Linked DNA regions of Homo sapiens: regions 2, 3, 4 and 5 are each linked to region 1. Evidence: chromatin contacts called from ENCODE Hi-C or POLR2A ChIA-PET data. All regions are on one chromosome and are shown on one strand. The core of a region is the stretch at or near the end of the contact, and the rest is flanking DNA. Distances in the headings are between cores, read along the strand shown. Region 1 has its middle 21 kb from the start of MYL4. Region 2 overlaps TBKBP1 (TBK1 binding protein 1). Region 3 has its middle 28 kb from the start of NPEPPS. Region 4 holds the start of TBX21 (T-box transcription factor 21). Region 5 overlaps KPNB1 (karyopherin subunit beta 1).

What was found. Hi-C counts contacts between places; a loop is a spot of excess contacts on that map. ChIA-PET counts read pairs that join two places held with the same protein, here RNA polymerase II (POLR2A). Pooled maps may share reads with other maps.
Region 2: a loop to region 1 is called in a pooled map, with 2.7 times the contacts of the local background. The contact joins two enhancer-like sites. A Hi-C loop is called at or near these places in 1 of 50 pooled maps. POLR2A ChIA-PET finds 5 or more read pairs at or near these places in 3 of 52 experiments (CD8-positive, alpha-beta memory T cell, OCI-LY7 and RWPE1).
Region 3: a loop to region 1 is called in a pooled map, with 8 times the contacts of the local background. The contact joins two enhancer-like sites. A Hi-C loop is called at or near these places in 1 of 168 maps with a recorded cell type or tissue (transverse colon), 1 of 37 single-sample maps with no recorded cell type and 8 of 50 pooled maps. POLR2A ChIA-PET finds 5 or more read pairs at or near these places in 1 of 52 experiments (BJ).
Region 4: a loop to region 1 is called in a pooled map, with 4 times the contacts of the local background. The contact joins the promoter of TBX21 here to the enhancer-like site in region 1. A Hi-C loop is called at or near these places in 1 of 168 maps with a recorded cell type or tissue (naive thymus-derived CD4-positive, alpha-beta T cell) and 4 of 50 pooled maps. POLR2A ChIA-PET finds 5 or more read pairs at or near these places in 2 of 52 experiments (HEK293 and WTC11).
Region 5: a loop to region 1 is called in a pooled map, with 3 times the contacts of the local background. The contact joins two enhancer-like sites. A Hi-C loop is called at or near these places in 3 of 50 pooled maps. POLR2A ChIA-PET finds 5 or more read pairs at or near these places in 4 of 52 experiments (B cell, HEK293T, PC-3 and 1 more).

The regions. Positions count from the first base shown.
Region 1 is chr17:47,228,551-47,231,250 of GRCh38, reverse strand. No RefSeq gene overlaps it. Among named protein-coding and RNA genes, the nearest start is that of MYL4, 21 kb to the right of the region's middle. RefSeq lists an enhancer at 1,397-1,446. Within about 2 kb of position 1,335, at least 12 of the 41 ENCODE cell types and tissues checked have a DNase peak (open chromatin) inside an H3K27ac peak, as active enhancers do.
Region 2 is chr17:47,698,408-47,701,107 of GRCh38, reverse strand. It overlaps TBKBP1 (TBK1 binding protein 1), which reads right to left. Exons shown (of 10, transcript NM_001394755.1): 5 at 2,333-2,513; 6 at 1,613-1,788; 7 at 1,411-1,472. Among named protein-coding and RNA genes, the nearest start is that of TBKBP1, 5.6 kb to the right of the region's middle. Within about 2 kb of position 1,425, at least 3 of the 41 ENCODE cell types and tissues checked have a DNase peak (open chromatin) inside an H3K27ac peak, as active enhancers do.
Region 3 is chr17:47,501,605-47,504,304 of GRCh38, reverse strand. No RefSeq gene overlaps it. Among named protein-coding and RNA genes, the nearest start is that of NPEPPS, 28 kb to the left of the region's middle. RefSeq lists an enhancer at 1,088-2,287. Within about 2 kb of position 1,309, at least 14 of the 41 ENCODE cell types and tissues checked have a DNase peak (open chromatin) inside an H3K27ac peak, as active enhancers do.
Region 4 is chr17:47,731,786-47,734,485 of GRCh38, reverse strand. It overlaps TBX21 (T-box transcription factor 21), which reads right to left and starts at 1,250. Exons shown (of 6, transcript NM_013351.2): 1 at 541-1,250. The coding sequence starts at 1,031. RefSeq lists an enhancer at 462-511, silencers at 692-861, 892-1,431 and a promoter at 1,243-2,700.
Region 5 is chr17:47,658,944-47,661,643 of GRCh38, reverse strand. KPNB1 (karyopherin subunit beta 1) reads right to left here. Exons shown (of 22, transcript NM_002265.6): 6 at 466-525. Among named protein-coding and RNA genes, the nearest start is that of KPNB1, 10 kb to the right of the region's middle. RefSeq lists an enhancer at 1,337-1,486. Within about 2 kb of position 1,308, at least 7 of the 41 ENCODE cell types and tissues checked have a DNase peak (open chromatin) inside an H3K27ac peak, as active enhancers do.

The sequences.
Region 1 (2,700 bases), core at 86-2,585:
CTCACCTTCAGAATTTTTTTTTTTTTTTTGTAGACAGGGTTTCACTTCATTGCCCAGGCTGGAGCACAGTGTGGCGCAATCACGGCTCACTGCAGCCTCAACCTTCCCAGGGGGGAACAGGTGATCTTCCCGCCTCAGTCTCCCGTGTAGTTGGGACTACAGACATGCCTGACTAATTTTTCTATTTTTTGTAGAGACGGGGTTTCGCCACATTGCCCAGGCTGGTCTTGACCTCCTGGGCTCAAGGGATCAGCCCTGTTCAGCCTCCAAAAGTGCTGGGATTAGGCATGAGCCACCGCCCCTGACCTATCTTTAGATTGTTTCACTTTGCTTCTCTACCTCTGAACGGGTACATGTCCCTCCACAGTGAATGGGTGCTCCCCGCTCCACCTTGTCTTTTTTCCCTTTTCCTTGCCTCACATCCCATTCTCCAGTTCTTTTTCTCACTCTTCTTTTATTCTTCTTTACTTCTTTTTGCCCAAATTCTAAAAGGCAGGAACTGTGGTTATGTCGGCAAAGATGAAGGCACCCTGTGCCTCCTTACTGGAGCCCCGCTCCCTGAGTTCTTGTCTATTGATATTCCATCAGAGCTTGCCACCTCTCCTCCTTAAAGCCCTCCCTGACCACCCCTCCTCCTCTGAGCTCCTAGTGTCCTGGTCCCACACCTCTCCCTTGCTCCTTAGACATATACTGCCTAGTGTCATTTCGATTATTTTGTCTTTTAATATAGTTCAGCTCCACTTATATATTTTTTCCCTCAAGTAGAGTATAAACTCATAGAGGGAGAGACCACAGATGACTTTGTTTTTATATCCTGAAGTACCTACTGCTGTGCACTCAATAATTTATTTTGAATGAATGCTTCCCACCGCTGGAGGTTCTAAACACACATATACAATAAGGATCAAAACGAAACAAATGGACTAAGGCTGACTGTAGTGAGAGGGAGTTGCTGAATGCTAAATGATTAGTATCAGAGAGCTGGAAGGGACATGAACCATGATCTAATCGATTCCCTCATTTTGCAACCTGTGGACTGAGGTTGAGTGGGGATGTGACTTGACCAGGTCCCCACATGTCCACAAGTGTCCTCTCTATGACCCCTCATTGCAAAACCTTTGTGGGGGTACTGAAGCAAGCGAACGAATTGCTGTGAGTCTTTAAAAGTAAACAAAAACTCCATTTGTCTGAAGGCAAAGAGACGGACTAAGTGATTTCTCAAGTTTCCTTTCAGCCCGGGCTGGCAATCGGTTTTCTCCAGCGTCTCAGGAACGTGTCAAACGTGGGCGTCCTGTTGGAAGCACGCTGTTGCAAGTTTGTCATCTAGTGGTGGAAGGTAGGTATTGCGCCACCAGCCATCTCCAACACCGTTTTCCCTAAAAGCCCTGGTCAACGGAGTTTGTTTAGGATGCCAAACGCGTGATGACACTCTGCTAACCGTGGCCCTCAGGTGATTACAGTCTACTAGAAGTCTGCAGGGTCTCCTGTAGCTCTACAGTTCCAGTCTGGCGACTGTGTTAGGGAGACTAAATTGTGACCATCACTAATTAATACAGATGGGAAAATCTCTAGGGAAGAGGTGAGCCTGACTTGCGTATTGAAGGGTGGGAATAAGGTGGATGAACAGAATGGGGCACGTATCAGGAGAGAGAAACAAGATGAATCAAGAGGTCCTGGGGTGAGGAGAGAAGGGGAGAGGGAAGCAGCACTGGGGAGCTAACAGAAAGAAAGATCAGCTGGCTTCAGCCAGTGATGCCTCTAGCAGATTTGGGGCAAATAAAGGAAGGCCTTAGAAGTTAAATAGAAAGGTTTGGAAATGACCCAGTAGGGGATAGGAGCTCTTTTAAGTCCTAATTAGGGAAGAAATTTGATTAAAACAGTGTTTCAGGAATATAAATATGCCATGCTACCATCTTTTTTCTTTTGTCTTTTTCTCACCACCCCCCACCCCCCACGACCAGCCCCACCCCCTAGACGGAGTCTTGCTCTGTCACACAGGCTGGAGTGCAGTGGCGCGATCTCAGCTCACTGCAACCTCCGCCTCCCAGGTTTAAGCAATTCTCCTGCCTCAGCCTCCCAGGTAGCTGGGATTACAGGCATCTGCCACCGCGCCTGGCTAATCTCACCATGTTTGCCAGGCTGGTCTCGAACTCCTGACCTTGTGATCCGCCTGCCTCGGCCTCCCAAAATGCTGGAATTACAAGTGTAAGCCACCGCGCCCGGACTTCTTTTTTTTTTTTTTTTTAAGATGGAGTCTCACTCTGTTGTCCAGGCTGGAGTACAGTGGTGCGATCTTGGCTCACTGCAACCTCCACCTCCCGGGTTCAAGTGATTCTCCTGCCTCAGCCTCCCGAGTAGCTGGGATTACAGGCATCCAACACCACGCCCAGCTAATTTTTGTATTTTTAGTAGAAACAGCGTTTCACCATGTTGGCCAAGCTGGTCTTGAACTCCTGACCTCAGGTGATCTGTCCACATCAGCCTCCCAAAGTGCTGGGATTACAGGCATGAGCCACTGTGCCCAGCCCATGCTACCATCTTTAACTGGAGAGGGGAAACTAGAAAAATTATGAGTCGAGTTTGTTGTTATTATTCTTCCTATGTATTTTTAAATTAATAATTAAATTAATAAATGTTTTTAATTAATAAATACATAAACTCCTAAACTGCTATGACAGAATGATAGAAGTGCTTAGCACA
Region 2 (2,700 bases), core at 176-2,675, 470 kb before region 1:
CCTGCTGGGCAGGAGACCTCCGGAGCCCCGGAGCTGGGTATGCTATGCGGTGGAGGGTTAGTTCCTGCCCCTCTCTGGGCCTCAGTCTTCTCCTCCAATTAGAGTAGGGAGTCTGTGCCACACAGCTCATCTTAGGGGAGAGGACTTAGGCGGAAAGAGGTTTGAGCTCTATTTCTCAGAAAGTGGGAGAGGGTGAGTTCAGTGCGGATGTGAAAGGCACCAGGTTCCACTGTTGCCGGGTGGCTGCTCACCCCTCCCTTGCTGTCCAGTGCCCCCCTGGAGGCCCCAGCACTGGGCCCCCCACCAACACAGCTCCCTTGCCGCTCTCTGCTGCCCCTTTCTTGGTAGGATTCAAGGGAGTACCCTAGCAGAGCAGATTCTAACTCCCCACCCCACGGCTGTGTGAACCCATGGAAACCTCTCCTGTCTCTAAGCCTCAGGCTTCTCTCTCCTGAGATCAGCAGACAAGGCCCAACAAATCCCAAGAAACACCACCTCCCTCTTCCTCACTAGGGAGGGGAGGGTGAACCCAACTGGCCGGGCCTTGTCACTGGAATAGAAAATGGGGCCCTACGGAGGCCCAAAAGCTCAGCAGGGGACATTACACTGGACACAGCGACAAAGCAGCCGAGTAAGTGTCACTTAGCCCTGGCATCTCCAGAAGAGATGGGTTTGGGCCCCAGAGGAAAGCAAAGGGAATGTCCCAGATCCCAAACACTCAAGAACCCCACCTCCCAGGAGTCGAGACCAGCCTGACCAACATGGAGAAACCCCATCTCTACTAAAAATCCAAAAAAAAAAAAAAAAAAAAAAAAAAAGGTCCGGGCGCAGTGGCTCACTCCTATAATCCCAGCACTTTGGGAGGCCGAGGCGGGCGGATCACAAGGTCAGGAGATCGAGACCATCCTGGCTAACGCAGTGAAACCCCATCTCTACTAAAAATACAAAAAAAAATTAGCCAGGCGTAGTGGCGAGCGCCTGTAGTCCTAGCTACTCAGGAGGCTGAGGCAGGAGAATGGCGTGAACCAGGACGCGGAGCTTGCAGTGAGCCGAGATTGCGCCACTGCACTCAAGCCTGGGTGACAGAGCAAGACTCCGTCTCAAAAAAAAAAAAAAAATTAGCTAGGCATGGTGGTGCATGCCTGTAATCCCAGCTACTCGGGAGGCTGAGGCAGGAGAATTGCTTGAACCCGAGAGGCAGAGGTTGCGGTGAGCCAAGATCACGCCATTGCACTCCAGCCTGGGCAACAAGAGCGAAACTCCATCTCAAAAAAAAAAAAAAAGAACCCCACCTCCTTCCTATGAAGGATGCACACAGAGCAACAGCAGCCCAGACACCACACCCCTGAGGGCTGGGAGGGGAGGTCTCCCAAACATCACGGAGGGACCAGGGTTACCAATGTGACTTACTGATCATCCCCAACTCTTTTCACCCACGCCATGTCTCGCTCCGACTGGTTGGAGGCCAGATCCTAAGGAAGAAGATGAAGAGGTCAGAGCCCAAGCTCACCCCTGCCAGGGCCCTTGTCTACAGTTCCCTGGGCCAGTCTGCACACAGTGGGGAAGGCCCAGCCCTGGACCTCCAGAAGCTGTTCCAGGCCCCTGCATTTACCTGGGCCCGGGTCTCCTGCAGCTGCTTCAGCTCCCCCTGCAGCCGCTCGCACTCGGCCTGGAGCTGCTCCTCCCGGAGCTGAGCCCCCCGGGCCTCTCCCTGCGCGGCCTCCAAAGCCTCTTCTAGCCGCCGCCGCTCCAGGTCACTCACACTGGGTGTGGAGCCCGGCCAGCCTGCTGTCGGTGGACAGGACAACGTCAGGCGAGCTCAGCTGCCTCCTCCAGCTCCCAGAGCCAGAGTGAAACAGGAGGATGCAGCATGGGGACTCCAAGAGAGAAGCCAGGACAGCTAGCCAAGGAGGGATGACTGCGACAAGGGCAGCGAGGAAAGATGGGCTGAGCCGCATTTCTAATTTTCCTGGAGGCCAGGAAAAAAATAAGATGGGCTCTTGAAGGCTTTACTGGCCAGACTCAAGTCTAGAGCATCTGCAAGGGCCTCTCCTAGTCACAGCCAGAGACGGGGCGGGGGGACTCTGGGTGGGGGCGCCCTCTGCTGGCAGGCACAGGAATTGCAACGAGGTGATCAGGAATGACCGAGTTAGAAGGGGAGAAATTAGGGTAACAGTGGGTGAGGTGAGGGGACAGCAGGTAAGGGAGGATGGGATGATTATGGAGAAATAGATTATATTACAAATGGGATGGTAAGTAAGTGCGAGGTGTCTAGGAATGTTGAAATGGGGGTTGGGGACTAGGAGGTAAGTCGGGGTCACTGAGATCTCACCATGACTCAAGCCAGATCCCCCTCTCAGTGCCAGGTAGTGCAGGTCTAAATCAGTGCAGGGAGGGGCGGGGGCTGGCGGTGGGCTCAGGTTGGAGAAGGCTGCATCCTGGAGGCCTTGCTGTTGCCGCAGCTGCTGCTCCAAACCACAGATCTGACGCAGGTGCGTCTCCACCAGGGCCCTCTGGAGAGAGAGACAGAGGGGAGGGTCTGCACAGGCCCAGGACTTCCCCATGTCTGGAGAGTCATCACCCCAGACTACAGCAGAGGCCCCAGGTCACACATCCCAAGCCCACTCTCCAAGTGGCTGTGAGTGCAAAGTCTCCTCTCAGCCACCGCAATGCAGCTGTTGCGGGCTGTTGCCCCTGGCG
Region 3 (2,700 bases), core at 60-2,559, 270 kb before region 1:
TGGGATTGCAGCCCTGTAACGTTCTTCTTCCCTCCCTATGGCTCCCTCTCTCTTCCTCCCCTTTAGGCAGCCCTTATGGAAACTCTGAAACTCTTTCTCTTTTCTTCCAGATGGGGAGCTCTGGCAGAAAGAATGTTCTGGCCTGTGTGCAATGACTCTGTTTTCTCTGCCAACAGATAAAGCTAAAATCTGCTTTCTTGGAAACCAGCTAATGTCTTTAGAAGCATGACCCTAGTTAAGGAGAGACTGGGACCTTTTTTTTTTTTTTTTGAGATGGAGTCTCGCTCTGTCGCCCAGGCTGGAGTGCGGTGGCGCGATCTCGGCTCACTGCAACCTCTGCCTCTCATCTTCAAGCAATTCACCTGCCTCAGCCTCCCGTGTAGCTGGGATTACAGGTGCCGGCCACCAAACACGGCTAATTTTTGTACTTTTAGTAGAGACTGGGTTTCACCATGTTGGTCAGGCTGGTCTCAAACTCCCGACCTTAGGTGATCTGCCCGCCTCAGACTCCCAAAGTGCTGGGATCATAGGCGTGAGCCACCGTGCCCAGCTGAGACTGGGATCTTTTTTTTGAGACAGAGTCTCTGTTACACAGAGTGCAGTGGCACAATCTCGGTTTACTGCAACCTCCAACTCCCAAATTCAAGTGATTCTCATGCTTCAGCTTCCCGAGTAGCTGGAATTACAGGCGTTTGCCACCATGCCTGGCTAATTTTTGTATTTTTAGTAAAGACAGGGTTTCACCATTTTGGCCAGGCCGGTCTCGAACTCCTGGCCTCAAGCAATCCACCTGCCTTAGCCTCCCAAAGCCCTGGGATTACAGGTGCGAGCCACCACACCCAGCCCAGATGGGGACCTCTGAATAAAGGGAGGGTAAGAAAATAATTTTCAGCATCTACTGGTACAGTGACTCATAAAGATATGAGGATCTTGAACAGCAACAAATGATTTAAAAATGGAATATTCTGTCTCTGAGATCTAACCTTAGGATCACATTGGTCTTCTTTGAATCTAAGAATAACATCTAAAGTGTTTTTGGCAACCCGTCCAGGAGGCAACAAATATATATCTCACGTTTTCTACAGGACAAACTGTGAAAGAGATACATGTGAAGCCCAGAAGCATCACAGAATCAGCTTCCTATCCAACCCTCAGGAATTTGACAATTACAAGAACTTTGGTAAAGTCCAGAAAGCCCAGGACATTACTGTAGTCCATAAGTAACTAAGCTGAGGGAAAGAATGGAATTTGGGGTGGGGTTAGGAAACCTGAGTTATGTCCCTAGTTAGGCCCCTGATTCACTGTGTGATAATCACCAGTCACTTCCTGGTTCAGTGTTTCAGTCCCTTCCCCTGCCCAAGTAAAATAAAATAATGATTTTATTCTTTTTTTTGAGAAAGTTAAGCATGATTGTTTCTATAGAGAAATCTGGAAAGTAGCCAATCTCTTAGTGTAGCTCTATGGGATGATTTTGGTCATTTTATAAGCAATGTAACCTGTAAACCTCCTGGTTGTTGTTGGGACCCTCAGAAGGGAATGAGATAAATAGGTAGTCTGCTTTCCTCCTGCGTCTTCTGTCTAGGATGATACTGTTGTGTTGCTAACAGAGGGCCCTGGAGAGAGATTTAGGAGATAACTGGGTAACACCCAACTAGGTCAGGGAATGAGTCAGGGCTCAAGGACTCGATACCAACCTCTCCCACTCCTGCCAGGAAACCTCTGGGTGAGACAGATGAGAGAGAAGCCGAGGGGCGGGCCTCACGGCTGCCTGCCCTGGGTCCTCTGGCTTGTGGTTTCACCCTGGTTTGCCCTGCAGCAGCTGTAACGTGTCTGCTGACACGCAAGCCCTGGACATGGCTGTCCCTCCCCCTTTCCCAAACTTCTGCTCAGTTTCAGAAACAGATGGCACATTCCACCCCAGAAGTGACTGTTGGAGAGATGAGAGGAAAAAGGCAGAGCAGAGCTAGGTGGAGATGTGACACTTCAGAAAGCACAGGGCAAAACACCATACATGAGACTTTTCATCCAGGAGGCGAGTAGGAAGTAGAAACTAAACTCACCTCCAGAGAAATCAGGATGGGAAAAGGGCAGAACCACATGGCTGGGCTGTTGCAGATGACAGAACACAGCTGAAGGATAAGGCTGGGGTGTGCCCTGCAGCGCTAGCCTGGAAACCTGCAAGCCTTAAGAGCAAAATGACAAAAGGTCACGTCTCTTGTTTGGAGGTATTCAGTGCCTGCAAATCCATCTTTCTCTCCTCAACATCTCAATTCCCAGTTTATAATAGGCCAGTGCAAAAACGGTTTTAGGCACCTACAATCTACCAAGTTACCTGTTTCCATATATGATTTTACTTACGTTCACAACTCCTCTATGAGGTAAGTTCTCTGCATTTCAGTGTACCCATCTGTGAAATTATCTCCATTCCACAGATGGGTTTGCACTGAAATGCAGATGACTTAAGTAATTGGCTAATAAAGTTTGGAAATAGTGGAGCAAGATCTACATCAGTTGCCAGAGCCCCCACGAATTTCATTATGCCAAGCTTTCTTTGATTTGAAGTAATCAAAATGAAGAAAGCAAAATGATGTCCAAATAGTAGAGACTTCTTAAAAGCTTTTCAAGGGGCCGGGCGCGGTGGCTCACACCTGTAATCCTAGAACTTTGGGAGGTTGAGGCAGGCGGATCACCTGAGGTCAG
Region 4 (2,700 bases), core at 1-2,500, 500 kb before region 1:
AATCTCCCCCCGTACACACACACCACCACCACCGCTACCACCACCACTACCACCACTAAAGCTGACCTGAGCACACCAGCAGCAAAGGAGCCGGGGGAGGTGGGCGCAGGGGGCCCGGAGATAAGGGGCTCCCTTCCCCTCCAGTTTCCCACACAGGAGGCCCAGGCGTCCTGTCCGCCCAGAGCACAGGCTTTCACTGCCCGCTGCGACTCCTCTACAGTAGAGAGTGGGGCAGGGGCGCACACCAATTCTAGGTGAAGCCACAGTCACCCTTCCCCTAAATCAAGGTGACTTCTCACTGTCCCGCACTCACCCGTCTCCCTTGTGAGTCCTCTGGCTGTTGGTGCAACAGCCTGGGCACAGACGCCCCTCCGGAGCTTTCCCTGTCCTCCTAACAACCCCATTCCCCTGTCTCCCTACGCTGAAGCCAAAGCAGTGAGGGACACGGAGTCAGAAGCATTGTCGAGCCAGAAAAACAGACGAGACGTTCTTGTTCCGGCGCGGGCACAGAGGCCCCAAGGGCCGGCGCGCCGCACTCACCGTCCCTGCTTGGTGATGATCATCTCTGTCTGGTGCTGATTAAACTTGGACCACAACAGGTGGTTGTTGAGCGCGACCCTCAGTTTCCCCGACACCTCCAGTCCCGCGGGTAGCGCGTAGTCCTCACGCGGCCCCGGGTAGAGCCCGGCGCGCGGGTCCGGGGCGGCGTAGCCCTCGCCCGGCTGGTAGCCCTCGGCGTCCGCGGGCGGCGGGAAGGACTCGCCCGCGCCGGGGAAGCCGGCCGCCTGGGGTCGCGGCGGGTAGGCGTAGGCTCCAAGGAAGCGGCTCGGCGGGGCGGGCACCAAGGCGCCCCCCGGGTAGGGAGACCCCAGGCTGCCGCCCCCGCGACGCTCGTCCGCGTCCTGCGCGCCCGGCTCCGGGTAGAAGTAGCGGTGCTGCGGGTCGGCGCCAGGCGCCCGGCCCTCGTCGCTCCCCGGCATCGGCTCGGTGCCCGTCAGCATGTCTCCGCAACCCGGCTCCACGATGCCCATCCGGGGCGGGCTGGCACCTTCCCGTAGCCGTCGAGGACCCGCCCCTCCGCGCGCGAGAGGGTCGCGTGGGCTGGGATGGGCAGGGAGCAGGGGGCGGGGGACCCGAGGGCCGGGTGGGGGACCCCACCGGAGCCCGGGCTCTGACGCCTGGCTTCTACGCCCTCGTCCGGCAGGCGCGCGGCAGCTCTCGGGCTTCCTCTCCAGCGGGCCGCTGTCACTAGAGTCGCAGCGCTTTGCTGTGGCTTTATGAAGCTCTCCGGCTCCCCCCCACTCCGCCACCTCGGCCCTGCTCCGCCTCGCCCCACCCCGCCCTCTCGTGGCTAATACTAGGCAAATTCTACGCTCTTGGCGAGTACTGCAGGGCCCCCCATGGTGGAGAGAAGCGAGAGCCTGCGCGCACCCTGTAGTTCGAAGATCTTGCTTTCTGGGAGTGTCAGCTCCGCTGCCTGACACACCAGCCCGTGGCTCTCTTCTGGACCCTCGGGGAAATTCAGCCCAGCTTTGAAGTCTCAGCTCAAAGGCCCTCTCCTACAGGAAGCCTTCCGAGATGGCCCAAGTGGGACTCGCTGGGCATTCTCCTGGCACTCAGAGGCTCGGAGCACGGGCACACTAGAAGCAACTTTGACCATGAACATTCAATCGATCTTTATTGATACCTACTGTGTGCCCAGACTCTGTGCTAAGTGACCTTTCGGGTTGCCCTCTTTCTCCCCACCAGAGGTCCACATGTGCTGAGTTGGCTGCATCTTGTAGCTCTAGCCCTGGGGGCAGACCTGGAACCTGATGGACAACAGGAAATGTTCCTTAAAGCGCACTGCATCAGCAGCAGCCAGGGGTTTGCAGGGCCCTGAGCTGGGCCTGGCAGGGCCCACAAAAGCTCCCCTACCCTGCATGGCAGTCATGGGCACTGGAAGTAGCATTGGGCTGCCAGTGCTGAGAGTCCCAGGTCTGGCTCTGCCTGCCAGGTATATGTGACCCAGGCAAGTCATTTTCCTTGCCTGAAAGTCAACCTCACGTGCCTCATCCATAGACTGGGGGAAATAAACAGATCTACTTTTCAGGGGGGCTGCAAGCCTTACATGAGAGGGTGTACGTGTGCAGCACTTTCCAATCTATTATTATACCTGGATGGAAAAGCTGCTTTGAACAGATTCAGAGCCGGCTGACAGGAAGGAAACCCACCACATGCTCTGAAGGGCTGCCTCGGAGATAGGACGATGGAGGCTTTTCTTTCTCCATTTTCCTTTTATGTTAACTAATGTATTAGACTCCTTTTATGATGAAAACTATCCGTTTCCCCCCCCCCAATTGAAAATAGCATCATTGGGAGTTTTCCTGTGTATAAAGATGAAACATACTTATATAGGAAATTTAAGCAGCACAGAAAAGTAAAAACAAGACTGTATAAATCACCCCAAATTCCACCCCCTAAAGCCAAACAGGATTAACATTTCAGTGAACACCCTCTGAGACCTCACTCCTTATATACTCTCTGTCTCTGTCTTTTGCACACATGCACAAATATATAATTTATATAAACACTACACATGCTGCTTTATAATGTGTACTTTTTTTTCACTCCACAAGGTGTCATGGAATATTTTGCATATCAGTATATAGATAAAGATTTACATTTTTAAGAGTACTTTGAAAAATACTTTAATATTTT
Region 5 (2,700 bases), core at 59-2,558, 430 kb before region 1:
ACTTCCATGACAATTCTTCCCTCTTCTCTAATGTTTTTATTAATTATCATTATTATTTTTTGAGATGGAGTCTGTTTGCAGTGGCATGATCTTGGCTCACTGCAACCTCCACCTCCCAGGTTCAAGCGATTCTTGTACCTCAGCCTCCCCAGCAGCTGGGACTACAGGCACGTGCCACCACACCCAGCTAATTTTTTTTTATTTTTAGTAGAGACAGGGTTTCACCATGTTGGCCAGACTGGTATGAAACTCCTAACCTCAGGTGAACTGCCTGCCATGGCCTCCCTAAGTGCTGGGATTACAGGTGTGAGCCACCATGCCCAGCCAGAATATTAATTATTAGTAACAATATTAATCAAACCTTATTGCTGAAGTCAACTGATTCCCAGTATTTCAAACTTATATTAGATTTGACATTTCCTAAGAAAGATGTAAGACAGATTTTTCATATAACCTCACACTTACCCTCGTATCTGGACACTGTGTGGCTTCACAGACCACCTGCATAATAAAGTGCCTTTCAGACTGTAGGAGGAATAAAAATAAAGAGAATTAGGAGAGCATAACCTGTACGTAGGAAGATTTCCAGACTCCCTCTACAAGGAAAACCTCTCACTCCCCCTCAGGGCCCCACACAGCCCTGCCTGGTACAATCAAGCCACTCTCCCTTGAGATGGTACAGCACTATAAAGGCTATAAAGAGTTTACCTTCGGTGTCTGCTATGTGACTTGCCCTCCAATGAGGTCCCTAATCTTTTAATCTCCAAAATGACCACTAACAAAGACTTCAGGGAGGAAACAGAAAAATGTAGGTCACAAGTTTTAAATAAAAATGGTTAAAAGATAAAAATTTACATGTAGGAAAATCAGTTTCCTTATATAAGAGAATTCAAAACATCTGCTTTATTTCAGAGACCAAATTTGTTTTCTGAGAGGTAGCAAATTCACATCAAATGTGGTGAGAAAAGGGAGAATGAACTTTATGTGCTACCCTCCTAAATCTTCCAAAATCTATTAAGGAAAAATCCAGTTTTCTAATCAATTAGAATTGCCATTTGCTCTGGGGTTTCAGACCTTTCCAAAGTCAAGAAATGGTAAAAACCCAGCTGAAGTGTCAACAAACATATATACAGAAATACTTTCAGACCATGACCCTGGCAATTTTACTTGTCGGTATTTACCCTAAAGAACTGAAAGCAGAGTCTCAAAGATACACATGCATGCCCATGTTCATAGCAGCATTACCCACAATAGCCAAAAGGTGGATGCAAACCAAATGGCCATGGATGGAAGACTAGATAAACAAAATGTGGCATATACATATAATGGAATATTAATCACCCTTAAAAAGCCAATTTTGACAAATGCTACCCCTTAGATGAATCTCGAGGACATCATACTAAGTAAAACAAACCAGTCGCAAAAAGACAAATATGATTCCACTTACGTAAGGTATTTCGTTAGAGTAGTAAAATACATAGAAACTGAAAGTAAAATGGTCGTTACCAGTGGCTGAGAAAGGGGGAAATGAGGAGTTGTTGTTCAGTATGTACAGTTTCAGTTTTGCAAGATGAAAAAGTTCTGGAGATTGTTTCCACAGCAATGTGAATCTACTTAACTAACTATACATTTAAAAATGATTTAAGATGGTAAATTTTATGTTATTCATTGCATTTTCAGCCAAAATGTTTACATATATATTATACATACACATACATATACATATATATATATTTTTTTTTTTTGGAGACAGAGTCTTGCACTGTTGCCCAGGCTGAAGTACAGTGGTGAAATCTTGAGCCTTGAACTCCCAGGCTCAAGTGATCCTCCCACCTCAGCTTCCCAAGTAGCTGGGATTACAGGCATGTGCCAAAGCACCTGGCTATATATCCTGTTTCTTAAAAACACCTTCCTAAGGTGGTATGAAACAGACCAATTGCTATAATTTTTATTTATTTCATTTTTCATTATTTTTTTTCCATTATAAGCCCTGTAAACACAAGAGCTCACAAAACTGGTTAACAACTCAGTTGTTCTTCTCCACAGAAATTTTTTTAGAGACAGGGTTTTGTTACGTTGCACAGGCTAGTCTCAAACTCCTGGCTTCAAGTGATCCTCTTGCCTTGGTGGCCCAAAGTGTTGGGATTACTGGATGTGAGCCCCAGCACCCGGCCTCCACAAAATCTTTAGTACAAGGCAAAAGATTCACACAATCTTAAAAGAAACCAAAGTAAACCAACATATATAGTACATACCATAATTTCTTTCTTTTATTTTTTTTATTTTTTATTTTTTTTGAGACAGTCTTGCTCTGTCGCCCAGGCTGGAATACAGTGCTGCAATCTCGGCTCACTGCAACCTCTGCCTCCCAGGTTCAAGTGATTCTCCTGCCTCAGCCTCCTGAGTAGCTGGGATTACAGGCGCACGCCACCACACCCGGCTAATTTTTTTGTATTTTTAGTAGAGATGGGGTTTCACCATGTTCGTCAGGCTGGTCTCAAACTCCTGACCTGATGATCCACCCGCCTCAGCCTCCCAAAGTGCTGGGATTACAGGCTTAAGCCACATCGCCCAGCCTATTCCTTTCTTTTTTTTAAGGGACGATATCTGACTTTGTTGCCCAGGCTGGCCTTGAATAACTGGACTCAAGCAATCCTCCCGCCTTAGCCTCTGAAGTAGCTGGAGTACCAGTATGCACCA